Regions from separate parts of the Mus musculus genome. Here region 1 is linked to region 2. Evidence: chromatin loops called from intact Hi-C (ENCODE). Cell type or tissue: heart. All regions are shown on one strand. Links, peaks and the distances in the headings refer to the core of each region. The heading gives the core; the rest is flanking DNA.

Region 1 (8,326 bases), core at 52-8,051, 310 kb after region 2:
TCACAAAAGCTCCCTTTTCCTTAAAGTAGCAAAACCTCAGGCCACACCAGAGAAGAGGCTTCAGGCCAGCTCTAAAACATTTGAGACCTTTTGCTTATTTGTTTATTTTTGTATTTTGAGTTTCCTTGAAACAGTCTTAGCATGCACCCCTAGAACTAGCAATCTTCCTGCCTCGACCCCGCAAGTACTGAGGTTCCGGGCATATGCCACCATGCCCCGTTTAATGCCCAGCTTCCAGCCTGGAAACGTAAGGAAAGATCACTCAGAACAAGTAAGACAGCAGGCAACTCCAACCTGCTCTCAGCTTTAACGGTAATCTTATGTTCTATGGTGGTGAGTCCTTTAGGGCCAAGAACGAAATACTGTCCTTATAAATGTTACCTTCACCAGCCTTCTGCTAAAACTTAGCATCATACTTCCTCTGGAGTTGAAGCCTAAAATACTATACTTCCCTTTCTCATTTGTCCTGACCACTATGCTGCCTTGCCATATACTCACGGACCATCCCCAGACATACCTCTTCACAAAGGGAGGAATCTTATCTTTGAGCCCCTACAGGTTGTTTTTTTAATATCTCCATTGCTTTCTTGTGTGTCTTTGCCAAACACGCTAGCTTCAAAATCCGTTCTCCGGTTTTCAAATCCATACATCTGCTATTTACTTTAAAGCTTAATTCCTTGAAACCGTAGCAGATGCCTGATCCTATCACTAGAAAGATGTCAACATGCACAGGACAAAAATAATCAAGAATTGCTCTGTTCAGAGACTGTGCAGAAAGTGCCACGTTAATACAGCAAGCCCCGCTCAGTGATGCACAAATTAGAGAAAAAAAAATGCCCTCTTGGTGAAGAGAGTCGGTTACTAAACTCTATTACTGTTTTAAAATCAGTACAGTCATGCAGATGCCATCTTCACTGTATTGCTTAAAGAGGGCCGTTTTCCCTCTTCCTCCTCTCATCTCGTTTTTATATGCTCATCAGTTACAGCTGGCTCTTGACTGCCACTCCATATCTTAATGAATGAACCACATCAAATGTTTAGAACTCCCGAATTGCTTTGTCCGTAAGCCCTTTCATAAAACAGACCAACACTAAACACGCAGAATCCTCCCGGAACTTGTTGGTTCGCAGCGGCATCTTTTCAGATTTTTCTGTACTAAATTACGCTGTCACCATGAGGCATTGACTGCGAATTCACACAGTTCAGCCGGAGTCAGCAACCTCTTGTGACTGTATCTGACTTTATGCATGTAAAATAACACTTTTACAGAAAGCCCCCAGATCCAGAGGTCAGGATTCTGGCCTCTTCTCTGTCATCTGCTTGGCTATGTGGCACCTTGGACTTTTGTCTCGTCTCTCGCTGTTCTCCTCGGGAGCCTCTAATAAGAAAAGGCAGAGGTGCTTAGGAATGCTGCCGAGCTCACAGAATACAAAAGAATTAGGCTATTATCAAGCTATCCATTTTAGCACTAAGCTAGATACAATGCTGGCAAACGACGCTCTCTGAATCCAGGCGCATTTCATACTCTATCTCTAAGAAGTTAATCCTTTCTCTTTGCCCCTTCCAGAGGAGCTGCACCGCACCCTCGCCTGGGAATTGCTGCCTTTTTCTCTTCCCCTTCTGATGCCAGCCTTTCTGTTCACAATATGTATTCAGGCAAGGCAGGGACTCACTGTGTTTCTCTATCAGATGCTGTGTACACTACTTCCGTCAAAACAATTAGTGTTCATTTCGGCTTTACTCGGGGAGACCTGCGGTGACTGATCAGTATAAATTATGGATGCATCTGTCCAGATGCAGCATCTATCCAGATACACTTGTTCATTCATGCATAGGGTGGAGGAAATTTCATTCTTCTCAGTTCAAAAACAGTCACTAAAAATACACCATCCTTTTTTTTTTTTAATGTATTTTAGCATGGTTTCTACTCTACCCTTATGTGCCTGAACTCACTCACTGTATCTGCAATTTGAAGTTATTCTTTGCCTCCCCATAAGCTCTGGTGATCTGTATAAATAGCTGGGAAATCAAGGGCAGTTTTAAATCTCAAACACTACAGGATGGTTCGGCTTTCCTCGGTTTGGTTGGTCCCCCCATCCCCATTCAAGGTGGTGTTCCTCAAGCTATTTTTCAAAGACACAGCTTTTACTCCACTTGTTCAAGATCATCAGTGCGCTTGACAAGGAGCAATATAAACTTCAAATGAACACTGAGGATTAGCGTTCTCTGTGGTCCAAACGGGCCTCTGTGCAGTTTTGCTTCCTATTAGTTTTAATGAGCAGCTAGAAAAATCAGCAGACACATTGTACAAGACCACAAAAGAACCAATATCGTTGTTTTTCAAAAGACATTGAGTAGTTTTGTTGACTCCCTCCAATATAACAGGGTGTGGGGGGGGGCATCTCTATTTGACGGTTTTATTTACTGGCTTCAATAAGAGTCTATGAGCACCCGTATACAATTGGGGATTTTTCCCCCAAAAAATAAATTAATCATCATTGAGCAAAGCAATGAAAAGCTAACATGATAGAGGAGCCCAGAGCACCAGGCTATAGGTGTGAAAATCCGGAAAGAGAGAGGAAGCCGAAAGCAAACTCTATAGAATTCCTGAATCAGACATTCCAAGAGACTTCCCTGCCCCAGAGGGCTCTGCCAGAGGCAGATAGATTGGCTTAAATTGATGCTTTTGTTTTCTCATGAGGCACATAATAATCATTGTCAGGGAATCCCACAAAATACTTCAAGATGGATTCTAACAACCAAGCGCCGGGGCTGGGGTGGGTTGCTGGGCTTACATCCTGCCCCTGGGAAGGATACATTCAGCCAGGGTCTCTCACAGTTGTGAATACAAAAGGGACAGAGCTAATCTTTCCCCCCAGGATTCATCCAGCTAAAAGCCACCACACCACGCTGTAGGGCAACTCTGAAGACAACAGAGCCTCAACAGAAAGCATGCTCCGCATGTGTGTTGCCAACTTGTACAGGAGAAGGAAAATGATGTGATGGGCTCAGCTCTTCTTCCCGATTTGTTTTCCCACTAATTTTTGAGTTTCCTTTTCCAAATTCTGTTGGCTCTCTCACATCATAGAGCAAAGACAAGAGGTAGGCCCAGAGCCCCTGCACATAGCATTGACACCCCGGAGGTCTTATAAATCACTGGGAAAATCAATAAATCCTATAAGGTAGTTTCTACTTTGCAATATCACCAAGGGACAGGGCTAATGCTTTTTTTTTTTTTTACACCACCATCCCCATTTGTCTGTCAAAAAAATTTTCCTCTGCTTAGGGAGGAATAAGCAATCAAATTTGCTGAGTAAGTATTTCAACTATCTAATTTTATTACTTTACAATTGACATACCTTCCCTCTGGAAATGTTTGCAATTAATTAATTAGTAGTAATCTTTCCCAAGGGACTAACTTAATGAATCCTTTCCAATTCCCACTTTAAAAAAGAGGGAGAGAGCTTAGCAACATCCAAGCTATAAGGGGGTGATTGCTCCAAAGTGGGTTTTGAGAAATCAAGGGATCTATTTATTACCGTGACTTTTTACCACTACGTCAATCTGGCAACGACTATAATTCTTTTTCTTACAAGGACGCTCCCAGTTTAAAAGCAAGGTTTCACCAAGGTAACCATGGCCTGTGGCAGCAGCTGGATTTGTAGACTCATCTGTGGTTTGTGCCCTCTTTAAGCTCCTTGTCTATTAAACATAAACTGTGAGAGGTGAGCAGATGCTGAGCCTAGAGTGCCATTCTAAAGAGGTCACTGGGTGTGGCTTGCCAAGTCAGAGGCCAGAGGCAAACTTGTGGAGGGACTTCCTGCCTGGGCCCCCAACCTTGCCTCTTTCTCCTGGCAAGAACTGAGAGCTCTCAGTATCCCCTGGATCACACCGTCTCGAGTTTCAATAGAAAAATAAAACATTGTCCCTGAACAAACTCCGGAACCCCTAGAGGAGGTATAGTAAAGATCTAGGACCGTCCAAGACCTGTCAAGTGCACTAGCGCTGTGACAGGGCGACTGAAAGGTAAGGCTTTCTGAATTGCAAACCCCACCTGGTGCCGCAGCAGCGCCACCTAAGACCTTTCATCGCCAGTCTGCAAGCCCCTCCTGATCCTTAGACATGTCTTCGGAATGGTGTCAGCCTGTAAGTGTGCAAAATCTATAGCACTTGCTAACTGGCCACCCCTGTCCGGAAGTCTTGCAAGCAACCCCCTGTTTCCAGAGGCATCGGTGCTTTTTTTTGAAAAGCCAGCGAAGGAGTTTATTACACCATTGGGCCCAGCTGAGTGTCCCTGGCGCTACTCCCTCCGGAGCTCTCCTCTACGGCTCGCCAGCGCCACCCCAAGAGGAGTGCAGAGGTAGCCCTGGGGCCGTGAAGCCTTCGCCCCGCTTTCGGGCTTGGGGCGGACACCGCTGGCGGCACTCGGGAAGGAGCCAAGCCTGGCCTCTGGCGGAGATGGCCCAGACTCTTGGCTGGCAGCCTACAGATGCAAGGGATCAGACTTGGTGCGTGTATGGGAGCTCTCTTACAGAGGCTGCACCTCGATCTGGAGGGGGCGCTCGTCGGTCTAGCCCAGGGCCAGACCTCTGCAGAGACGCCCAAGAGGTCAAGGACCTGGCCAGGGCTGGGATTAGCCAACGATTTGGGGAAACTGAGACCCAAGCCACATCCCCAAGGACACAGATGGGCTGCCCGGGGGGCTTGATCAAAGCTGCTGGAGCTGGTCCAACCCTAAGAGCTCCCGGGACGGAGGGGCCAACAAACTTTGATGCAGAGGAGAGGCGGAGATGGGTTGTAGTTGGAGGCTGGTCCTGCGAGCCCCTGCTCTCCTCCACCTGCTCCGGCTCTGCCTCCTCCCAGCCCTCGCCCACCCCACTCCCCCCACCCCCCACCCCCGCCATCAGACTCCTCAGCTCTCCTCTCCCTCCTTTTTCTCCCCCCTTGCCTGCCTCCCCCAGTTTCCTCTGGGCTCTTCTTTTGTATTCTCTCCTCCCTCGCCGCCCCGCTTGCCTCTTGCCTCCTCGGGGGCCGCAGGGGAGGAGGCGAGCACGCTGCACCCTGGGCCCGCACGGCTCGCCGGGAGGCGTATTTCCCACTTCTCCCGGGGAATTTGGAGAGGGTCTGTGTGCGCGCGCGCGCGTGAGCTGCAGGCGAAAGAGGGTAGGATCTAGCGGCGAGTCGAGGGTCAGGGTCTTTGACGTTTCTCGCCCGTTGCACAAACCTCGCAGAGCAAGAACGAGTGTATCCGAGAGTGCGTGCATGTACACGGGCTGGCTGCCCTTGGCACACTCGGTGGCCCGGGGCCCCGGGGCCCGCGGTCCCCTCTGGCGGCCGGGGATTACCGTGACGTCACGTTGAGCCTCTGGCCACCTTGGACTGGGACACCTCGGGAACCTCACAGCCCGACGCTGCGCTGTACCTCACCTTGCCCCTGCGCGCCTTTGGCACCCTACTCCTTCTTCCTAATTCTGCCGCCGATCCATGGGCCCCTCTGCCTTCTGGAACCCACAGGCCGTAGGGGTGCCTTACCAATCGCAGAACTCGGCAGCCCCTCTGCCTTTGATTCTGCCTCCCGTCTCTCCCCTCCTGCCAACGAACTGGCGGCCAGCTCCTGCAGCCCTGTAAGAAAACCAGACGCTGCGCTGCGCTGCTGGGGTCATCGAATCACAGAGCTGAGCAAGGGACTCGAAAGGAAAGAGGGACTCAAGTCCCTGAAGACGCCCTGCTATGGCCTTTTCACCTTTTGGACACCCGTATGGCAGCACATCCCAGGTGAGTAGAGTTAGGGGGTGGGGGTGGCAGAGGCAGGCTAGAGGGATGCCCAGTAATCCCCGAGCTTCCTCTTCTCCTTGACCCAAGGGAAGTCAGAAAGAGCACGGACCGGGAAATGTGCCACAGCACCCGCTGACATCCTGATGCCAGTCTGAGAGCTTTCACTCTTTGAGTGCCACCTGAAACGCACTCTGTGTGCGAGGTGGGTGGGATCTGAGGGAACTTGTAGTCAGGGTTACCCTTGGACAGATTCGGTGGCCAGGGTACTCTCAGGAGAAAACAAAAGGACTTCAGCGCATTGGCACTGCACTGCTCATTTGTTGACCTCTGCTCCGATCCCAAATCCCACTCTTTTCTAAGCTCTCTACTTCAGCTTCCCTCCAGTTTCCAAACCAGGGCGTTGTGCAGTGGTGAGGCTTTCCTTGGAGAAGTCTGAGAATGCCCATCACTGTTCTCCATTATCTCCAAAATAGTCACACACACACACACACACACACACACACACACACACACACACACACACCCCTCTTGGCACTCAGTGTCAGGTTGACCTTTGACCTGCTGTGGGATCCTGGACCGGTCTACTCTGACCGTGAGTGGATTCCCTTTTAGTACAGTGGGGACAGGAATGACATGTTGGTGATGGTCTTGAAGGCTAACTTTTAATTCTGCCTTTGTAGAATCCCAGAAGGGGGAGAGACAAGGATTTGGTCTTATTTCCAAAGTTCCCCAGGACTGCGGAGCCCTAGCAATGTCCTGGGGGCATCTATAAGAGCAATTTGGGTAAATTGTCATCGAGAAATCCCTATGCCAGTGCTCAGCAGGGAGATTCTGCACCTGGTGGTATTTGGTTAGTAGAACAAGGAATAAAGGCATCAGGCAGCTTCCTTGCATAATCTCCTCTGGCTGCAGCCAGTCGATGGACCCTCTAGATTTTAAACTTTTAATGACTGACTCCTTTCCTGTTCTTGTAGTTTCTGGTGTCTGCAAGTTCCAGTGCCACTTGCTGCGAAACGGCCCCTCGGCCAGTGTCAGATGTGGCCTCAGCCTCCACCTCTGCCTCTACTCTTTGCTGTACACCCTATGACAGTCGGCTGCTGGGCAGTGCTCGGCCAGAGCTGGGAGCTGCCTTGGGCATCTATGGAGCACCCTATGCAGCTGCCCAGAGTTACCCTGGGTACCTGACCTATGGCCCAGAGCCACCCACACTGTGTGGCGCACTGGTAAGTAATGGAATGGGGCCTGGGACTCTTTGGCGAATATTGGGACTTGGGAGTATAGACAATCAGCATAGATGAGCTCTACTGTGACCTTGTCTGGGGACAAGCTAAATGGGACAGACAATGCTGAGGAAACAGCATAGTGAATAAGGACAAATCCTAGTTCAGAGCACTTTGCAGTTTGTAGAACTCCACACTGCTTAGGAAACATTTGTACTTCTTATACTTCATTAAGGTAGGTAAATCAACATGATTCTTGACTTTCAGGTGGGTAGTTGAGGTGCAGAGGTGTTCAAGTAATTTACCCAAATCACAAGCATGCATGCCAAGAGTCAGGGATATTTCTCCCATGATGATGCTGGGGAGGGCTATATGTGGTGAGGGACTCAGAAGCTGCAGCCATTGTGGTACTGATACTCAGTCACTGATTATTCTGTTTCTAGGATTCTACCAAGTACTCTGCCAGTATGACTGCCTTCCTTGCCTCAGTCTTAGTAAGGGAGAAACTGAGGCATAGAAATTAAAAAGCTATGCCCAGCATGGCATAGCAAATTCAAGGGGGTGGTGCTGGGGTATTGATCCCACATGGGTAACTATATCCTTCTCCTGTGTAGTCCTGACTCTTCTTTTCCTCTCCCACCAGAATCCTCAGTATGAGTTCAAGGATGCTGCAGGAAGCTTTGCCCCCAGCCTGACCCAGCCAGGGGCCTACTACCCCTATGAAACAACTCTGGGGCAGTATCAATACGACAGGTGAGAAATTTCGGACAGTGGTAGCTGGCTTCCTTTGGTCATCCCTCATCCCTGTGGATGAAGGGGAAGAAGTGTAACTACATTTCCGGGCCCCTGACCTTTCTGCTGGCCAAGCCTCTGGTTCCCCGCCTGGAATCTGAGCCCCTGTTTGCCCACAGGTATGGCGGAGTGGAATTGAGCAGTGCTGGCCGCAGGAAGAATGCCACAAGGGAGAGCACCAGCGCACTGAAGGCCTGGCTCCACGAGCACCGCAAGAACCCGTACCCCACCAAGGGCGAGAAGATCATGCTGGCCATCATCACCAAGATGACCCTCACCCAGGTGTCCACCTGGTTCGCCAACGCGCGCCGGCGCCTCAAGAAGGAGAACAAGATGACATGGGCGCCCAAGAACAAGGGAGGGGAGGAGAGGAAAGCAGACAGTGGAGAAGACTCTCTGGGATGCCTGAATGGTGACACCAAAGGTACAAACAAGTCACCAGCCCACCTGGTGGGCCTCCTTATGACATTAAACATAAGATCCAAAGCCATCTGTGCTACTACAGATTCTTTTAAAAAAGATGTTCCACCTACCCTTTC
Region 2 (8,326 bases), core at 316-8,315:
CCATGGGCGGGCAAACGCTTGGAGGCAGCCGCGCGTCTCCTGCCCCAGCGCCCGCACGCTCACCCTCCGCGCAGTGTCCCTTTCCGGGCGGGACGGTGCTGTCCCGGCCTCTTTATTACACGGCGCCCTTCTATCCGGGCTACACGAACTATGGCTCCTTCGGACATCTTCACGGCCACCCAGGGCCAGGGCCAAGCCCTACAGCGGGTCCTGGCTCTCATTTCAATGGATTAAACCAGACGGTGTTGAATCGTGCGGACGTTTTGGCTAAAGACCCGAAAATGTTGCGGAGCCAGTCTCAGCTAGACCTGTGCAAAGACTCCCCCTATGAGTTGAAGAAAGGTATGTCCGACATTTAACTCTGGTGCGGTATCCCCGGACTTTCCTAATTTATTAAAACCATGGCCTTGGCAGTTATTTTTCCATCACCAAGAGAGAGAAAGAAAAAAGAAATAAACTACCCCTCTTATTCAGAAGTTTATAGTTTATGGAGATGGATGGCATAAAAATGTATACATCTCCACACTCGAAAAAATTGTTTTAGCCAACTGAAAAGAAAAAAAAACTTAAAAGGATTTGTATTAAATCTTATTCTGTATATTTAATGTAGCATTTTTGTATTTAAATTGATAATTCAGTATCTTTGAAGTAAATTATGAAATCAAGACACCTGTACAGGCATTTAATGTTTTTGTAATATAAATATATACATTTGTGTTCCCCCAAAACTGTTTCATAGTTTAAAAATACAAGTTTAATTTAATTTTTTACACCTATTGATTTTTTTCCTGGGTATGAGCTAAAATATTATTACAGAAAGGAAGCAGGTTATACGCTTAGATTTAAAAAAAAAAGTAAGAGAAACTGCAGTGGTCTTTGTAAAATGCAAAATATTTAATTAAAGGAGATTTTAACATAACTAGAGCCACTCATTACTTCTCAGAAGCCTCAATAAATTGTCAATTGCCTTGGTCAAAAGGTGCAACTGTAACTTTTTTCAAAGTGGAGTGAAAGATGCAGCCACAGACAGTTTGTGGGGCGGGGAAGGGGGACGGTAATTAAGCCACAAACCCTGGGGGAGCAAACGGCCCAGTCTGGGACTCAGGATTTGGATCATCCTTGTCCTGTGCTAGAGGGGGAGATTGGACCCTGGAGGAGGGAGAAGAGACCCAAGTGTGTTCCAGAAGGGAGAAAAAGATGACAAACCAAGGCAGAGTCGCGCACCACCCGAGAGCCATCGCTTAACCTAATTACTTCCAATCAGTGTCGTGTTTTATGCAAAGCAATCAGCTGGTGAACTTTGCTAATGAGTTCGATTTTATGCCGGATTTAGCCCTTATTACTATTTCAAAGGTGCTGTTAGCTAATGCGGGCAAGGAGCGTTAGGGGATGCCAAGTGGGAAGGCTTCCCCAAGTCAGCATCTCCTCTACCCCTTCAAAATTGGGCATTTATCTCTTCTTTGGATTTGATTAAATCAGTGACTGTGCCATCCGCGACCGTGAGGGTGGCCTGCGGCCTTGTGGATGGAGGCTGGCCTCCCAGCAGGGACCGCAAACCCGCAACGCGACGGTTCCCCCCTTTCACAGGTAGGTGTCACACTTGTCCTGAATTTCCAGCCTGTATTTTTCAGAGTCGGAGATCTGAGAGTGGGCAGAAGGGGGGTGGGAGGTGGAGGGAGCATCATAGTCACTAGGGGCAGTGAATGGAGTCCCCAAAGGGAGTCGGAGGCCCCTCCCCCATAGGCCCCGTTTTGGATAAGTGGCTTCAAAAGCTCCAGGCCATTTGCGTAGATAAAGAGGCCATTGTGGACTTGATGAGGCTTGTCGTCGCTTTAGCACTTTTCCCAGCTCCGATTGCTACAAAAGTGTTTTTGAGGGTTTATTCTTTTTCTTCTTCTTCTTCTTTTTTTCTTTCTCGTTTTAGTCCGCTTTATTTCAGCTTGGTGCAAACGTAGATTCATCTCGGTTCTAAATGACCAAGGGACAGTCAGTACCCATTGCCTCCACCCACCAACCCCTGAGTTCAGGCTTAGTTACCCTGCTTGCGGCTCCATTTTGCACCTGAGATATGAAGTCGCCAACCCTTTTACTTCATGGGAATTTTTTTGTGTGTGTGGTAATGGGGGGAGGTGCGATACAGGAAAAAAAAATACCCCAGCGAGAGGAATTAATTTGACTGACTGTAGGGACAGAACTGTTTGCACACAACGGCAGCATAATTAGGCTAAAGCATATTGTACATATTTGCATTTCTCTTCCTTACTTTTGCCCTACTCGGGTTTTAAAGCACACCCCAAACTTACACCGCTCTTGTTGCTGCTTTTCTTAGCTTTTTTTTTTTAAACCTGCAACAGGATTCATTTTGTTTATTCGAATTGAGACAAGTTTGAAAGCTGTGTTAACCAGATGCTTTAAGGAGCTGTTTTTGTTTGTTTGTTTGTTTTTTAAATCTGAGTCTAACTTAGAAAATTCTCATAGGGAAATGATTCTAAAGCTGGTAGTGTGAGCGATTAAACATACATGAAACGATCGTATTTTATTTTGTCCCTTTAATTATAAATGATTTTTTTAAAACAATTGCATTCCAGAGATGACTTGCCCTGCCCCCTTCCCCTTCACGCCCCTTCTCCCAGCCTAGTTCACAATCGGCTCCCCCTACCCCCGTGTCTATGCAGCCCCAGGAGTCATCTTCTTTTCTGAGAAGTCTGAAGAATAGGCAGACCGTTTTTTTCTTAAGGGAAAGTTTAGAGACCACATCAACGCGGCGGGGTTTTTTGGAAGCACTGGTCCTAAACTCTGCCCAACGATTTTTAAAAAGAAAATTACAGGCCTCCTTGTGTTCCTGGGAATATGCAAATGACGTGGCGGGGCATCCCGGGTCCGCGGACAAGGGCTGGGGCTACAGCCGCATGCCCGCCGGGCTGCCTGGGAACGGGCGCCGCGCCCGCCGCAGAGCGCGCGCCCTTTCTCCGCATCCAAGGGCTGCAGGCTCGGGGCTAGGCAACGCAAGCACAGGCCCTGGGCAGCTGTTGCCCTAAGTCTCTGTCCCCTGCGTGCATCTCTCCTGAGCTTGGCGTCTGCGGTTTTCTTTGCGTACTTCAACTACTGCGCACACTCCCACAGAAGTCCGAGGTTTTCTTTCTTGCAGAACTAGGTTTCGGTGGTCAGTGGTTTTTCTGGTTTCTAGAGATTATCTAATTTGGAGGTAGCCTGCTGGACAGGTCCGAGCTTGGGACATATAGAAAATAACATCTACGTTTAATCCCAGAAGTAGTTGTGTCCCATGTCCCCGAACCTCCATTTTAACTCGTCGGTCCAGAAGGCGATGCATCTTGGATGCATGAATACCAAGGTGCGTCTTGTCAATGCTGGGGTCGGGGTTTGTTCAAAGGCTGGGAACGAAAGACTCGAGCCACAGAGCCTAAAATATCTCTAAACTACCTCGAAGCTGACTTGTGCTGGTGTCAACCACCTGTGCCTGGCTAGGCCAGTTTTGGGGAAAACCTCACCTTCAGGAGCCCTAGTTTGGCACTTAAGGACTAAAAGAAACCGAATCCCAGCGGGTCCTGGAACTTCTCCTTAGGGGTCTCACAGTCAGTCTCCTTAGGCTGGGTTCCATCCCTGAACCCTTTGTGCCGGTCAAATCAGTTTAAGGGATTTAGTAGTCAAAGAAGAAATAGCCCGGTGGTATCTCGAGGTAAGCCAGGGCCTTGAGAGGAGGCCAGATGTCGGTACTAGGACCTAGAAAAAGCGGTTTCCTGGCTCGGGTGAAGAGCCTCTGAGAGGACTTTTACGCTGTAAGCACCTTCGGAGCACTTCGGAGTATTGCCCCTTACTATCCAAATCTTGAGACACAAAAGATTGGGGTGGTCCTGCGTGTAGCTTGGGTCCAGACCAGGTCTCCCAGCTCACCTGTCCCCTACAAGTAGCAGGTTACCTGGAGAAAGCTAGAAGCAGGTTACTTCAAAGTACCCAAAGTGAAAGGAACAGAATTGAACTTTCAAGAGGAACCCCGGGGCCTCCAGGTTAGGAAGGGCGCCGCCTACTGGTTCCCGGAGCCACGGGGTTCGCAGGGAGAAGGAGCCGAGCCAAAGCCGGCCAGGCCTTCATCCACCACCCTGCCTTGGCTCCGCATTTCAGCTGGGTGACCCCAGGCTGTTTCCGCTAGCCAAGTTGCCTAGGCCCTGGACTTCATGACCTAGTTAGCACTGGGACAATGGGTAGCAGGCCTTGACTAAATCAGCTTTAACTCGACTCCTAGCTAGCTCACTGTTATAAAAGTCAGGCAGCAGACAGCTGAGAAGTGTGGGCACTCAAGAAGTCTTCAGGTAGGGGGTGCGTAAGTAGTCTGTAGATGGTGGGCTTCGCGCAAGCGGTCTGTTTCATTTCAGGTGTACCCCATTTCTGCTTCCTTGTGCGATAGCACGCCTGGAATCCCACAACGTCTTGTTTTATTTGTGGTTTGCCATTCGGGAGGAGTCTACCAGTCCAGGAACACCGGTTTGGCCCGTGTGTGGACATTACAAAATAAGGGAACGCGTATTTATTTCCCGTTGGCTTTCGAACTCTCTTTCAACAGTAACTTTTAATGGGATCGGAGTGGCAAACCTTGTAGAGCTCACAGCAGCTAGCGCAGTAAGGCGCAGAAGGGCCATGGGGTGAACTAGGAGGAGGAGAGCAGGGCGTGCCCTTGGACCGGCTCAGTGTCTCTTGCCTCTGAGCAATCTAAGGCACACAGTTGACCCGAAGGGGACCTTGCCGTCTGCCCTTTTCACTAGCCAAAGCTTTGGCACGGTTACTAGGCCCACCCTGAATGTCTACCTCTGTGACCAGGTTAGACCCTCTCTCCTTTTCGTTTTCGCTCTAAATACAAACCTGGGCCATTGATAGTGGGCAGACCGGGATAGTGGCCTCACAAGAGAACAACCCTGGGGGCAGGTCTACAACTCCACCCGGCCTGCCCCACAGGGCTACCCGGAGTCTTCCGCCTCTCTTGGGCTGCAGCCCCCAACTCTGGCTTCCCTAAGGCCGCTCGCCCGGCAGCGCTGCTTTCTGACGCCGGAATGAGCCCAGCGCGCCCAGACGTCACTTTCCCAGTGAAATCTGCTTTTATTTGCTCCGAGCAAACCCCAGGCTCTCAGCGCTCCCGCCTGATGGATGCAAATGTAAATGTGCACTTATTTAATTGGATCAGGCCCCAAGATAAAAGAGATAAACGGCTCCCCGTTTGCTAACTTCTTTTCTGAGGCATGCAGCGCCTCGTGGAGGGGAAGCTAATGAAGGAGCCGCGCGGCGCTCAGCCCTGCAACTCTTCGCAGCCCTGGTGTACAGAAAGGCCCGCGCCACCTCGTCGCCCTCCAAGCCTGGTGGGGTTCCCCTGGGATCCTCTGTGCGGCCTGGCCCGGAAAGATGAGAAGGCCCGGGGCTGCTGTCTCTCTTGCAAATTCGGGTCCGCATGGTTCTCCACCTAGGCTTGTTCCCCTTGGCTTGCTTTCTCACCCAACCCCCGAGCTAAGCGCATTAGGAAAAAAAAAAAAATCCCTTACCCCAGACACCTCTACCACCTCAGGTGGAGGGGTTCAGAGAGAAAGATGCTGGGCTGTGGATGTGGGTGGGTGGAAAGCAGATTGCCTCTCTGGCCTTCAGAGTCAGGAGGAACGGTCCTCAACACGGAAGAAGCCCCTTTCCTGCTCCCCACAGGGCCTTCTTTTGGAGCCCGAGGTTGCTTTCAGAATCATCTGGAATCCCTGGTTTAACTCTTCCTCTACCCACATACTGTACACACTTTACACGACAGGACACAATAATTTCTGTGTGACTCGGAGACGGGACAACTATTCGGAAGGAAAGGACTGCCTGGCACCGTTTCTCCTTGAGACAACAGTTTAGACCTTTAGAGCCAGCGGATCCTCGTGTGCCTCAAGGTTGCTTCTAAATTTGAGGTTCCGATTTCCTGGAAAAAGTTTCTCTTCTGTTCAGATATATACGGTCGTTGATGAAACAGCGTAAAGATAATGAATGTAAAGGAGAGGAGCGGGGAGCCCTTGCGTAGAGACGCTCTCCCAATAGATCCAGTTCCCTGAAACTGGGCTGGACTGGAGAGCTGGACTTCTTCGAGGGGCTGGACTGGGCAGCACCGATGTCGCTGCCACGCTGGGTCCCAATGAGCTGATGGATGGGCTTGTCATGAAAGCTGTGTGCGCGGAGCATTTACCTCGCTAAACTGAAATTACTGTCTTTTCAGGGGCTAATTTGTGTAACTCCCATGGAGGGGCCTGGAGGGGGTTTGATGAGGCATAAAATGATGATTAATGAATTTATTGGCCGCTGCTCATCAAACAAGGGCTCAGAGCTGGCGTACACACCCGGAGCCTGGCGGCGGCGCTCAACTCAGCTGGGATCCAGCCTCCCGGCTCCAGTGCCTACGTGGTTCCCCCCACCCCCGACGCGGCCAGCTTTGGATATTTTGCTTCTCTTGAACCCAGGAGGCTTCCTGTGGGCGGTCCTGGACCCCAGATTCAGAAATGGGCATGGAACCCCGGGGGTTCTGGAGGAGAAGAGCGGGTTCTAGCTGTCCGCCATTGCCCCCTGCAGGCAGTATGCTCAAGCCTGGGGCAGGGCTGGTGCTGATGCAGGAAGAAGCCCCTGGGACTCCCAGGTGACTGTGAAGCCTGCGATGGCTTTGGAGCTTTGAGCAAGAACTCTATTCCGGATATATCATAGCTACTGGGTGGGCAGAGGGTGGCATAGCGCTGTCTTCCTAGGCGCTCTTGGACAATTTCAATAACCAGTCTGAACCTGATTTCCTCATTCATAAAAAGGGACTGAAATACCTCACTCCCACCACCGGGAGGGAGGGATATGATGCATGACACATGGCAGCCTTCAGGATAGCTTTTAGGGTAGCACTCTCACTAGCTCAGGTCTGGGATGCAGGGTCCTACCAGCATGGCTGCTCCTTCTTGACAGTCCTCTCCACTTCCTCTGGTCAGTAGCACCAGCTGGAGCTTGAAGAGAAACTGTGGGAAGCCTAGAAAGGCAGTCATACCCACCAGTGTGGCTTCAGGAAATCCTTGCACCCTTGGCCAGGCAACCCTTCATCTGAAGGCACCTATCTTTTGGAATACAGTTACTAGGACCTTCAGGCTACTCCCCTTTGGTCTCAAGAATCTATAGCCTCGAAGGCTTCTAAGTTTACCTTGGATTCTTTTCTCAGAATTCAACACGTTTACTGCCTTCCTTATACCTAGTCACACTGTCTGCCCCAGACTTCCGAAGAAGCAAATCCACCCTTGCTTCCATGGCATCCGCTTGTTGGAAGAGAAGGCAGGGAAAACCTTGGCGTTGAACCCTCTAGGGTGTTCTTACAGTGGTCTTCTTGCTAGCACAGATCTACGTCAACCCTTCTGTCCTTCCTCCGTCTAGCTGAGCATCTAGCATGGGCTAATGCTGCTGCAGGAGCCAGACAAAGTCTCCTTGCACTTTCACTTCAGACAACCAGATTGCACGTTCACTTCAGACAACCAGACTCAACAAGTAGCTCAACAAGTAAGCCACGGAGACTCCACATTGTGTCTGTGTGATGAGGGTTATAAGGCAAATGGAGAGGGTAAGAAGTGGGCTCTTTTAGTCGAGGCAACCCACTGAATTCCCCTAGGATATGATCATGTGAGAGGCCTCCCTGCCCCACCTCTCCAAAAAGATGCTAGGGAGCCTGCCAAGCAGAAATTAGGAGGAAGGAAGACGTCTAAACACAAGGAATAGAAAATGTAAACTTTCTGAAGTGGGACAGATTTCAGGGAGACCTTTGGGAGACAAGGCCAGGGTTCAGGCCAAGAGCAATTTACATAGGGCCTTGTAGGTCCTGTGAGACCTTCAGTGTCCGTGATGAAAGCCAGGTGATGTGGAGGGTCTTGAGGATCTGACTCATGTTTATAAACATGCTGTGTGTGAGCTGAGCTTCTGGGGGAGGGGCGTGGTAGCACAAGCAGGAACAAGTTAGGAGACCAGTTGAGAATCCTGAGGGAGGAGTGTTCCTCAGACAAGTGTGGTAGCTGGAATCAGGGAGAAAGCTCAGTCTCTTCAGAGAGAAGAAACCCAGATATTCTTTGACATGTCACCCGAGCCAGTGGCGCTCACGGATGTGATGGGATTGGCGGATGCCAGAGTACTCAAGTGCTCAGGGTAAGATGCCATGGGTGACCCCAAAGTGGACGTTTTCTCTCCCTCAGCCACAGATGATACCATGCTGTGATCAGATCTTCCCTTTGGTTCCCCACCGGCACCCCCAGCGCCAGCCCCAGCCCCAGGAGAGAATCTGAAGTTT

What was found. Peaks named below come from ENCODE experiments on the same cell type or tissue, not always from the same donor. Only the 100,000 strongest peaks of a DNase experiment are listed, where the experiment ranks them.
Region 1: it touches region 2 in a loop (3-fold over the local background); 8 of 42 quality-filtered maps call a loop at or near these places.

Annotation. Positions count from the first base shown.
Region 1 is chr8:92,669,305-92,677,630 of GRCm38, forward strand. It overlaps Irx6 (Iroquois homeobox 6), which reads left to right and starts at 4,985. Exons shown (of 6, transcript NM_022428.3): 1 at 4,985-5,775; 2 at 6,750-6,998; 3 at 7,639-7,748; 4 at 7,907-8,211. The coding sequence starts at 5,731. In heart, for the core only: CTCF peaks have their summits at 4,371 and 4,572; a DNase peak (open chromatin) is centred at 4,457; H3K4me3 peaks cover 3,498 bases; H3K27ac peaks cover 1,610 bases; H3K27me3 peaks cover 7,169 bases.
Region 2 is chr8:92,360,538-92,368,863 of GRCm38, forward strand. It overlaps Irx5 (Iroquois homeobox 5), which reads left to right. Exons shown (of 3, transcript NM_018826.2): 3 at 1-919. The coding sequence ends at 359. Among named protein-coding and RNA genes, the nearest start is that of Irx5, 6.9 kb to the left of the region's middle. In heart, for the core only: CTCF peaks have their summits at 1,574, 4,051 (motif pointing left) and 6,602 (motif pointing left); a DNase peak (open chromatin) is centred at 4,074; H3K4me3 peaks cover 6,171 bases; H3K27ac peaks cover 4,113 bases; H3K27me3 peaks cover 6,002 bases.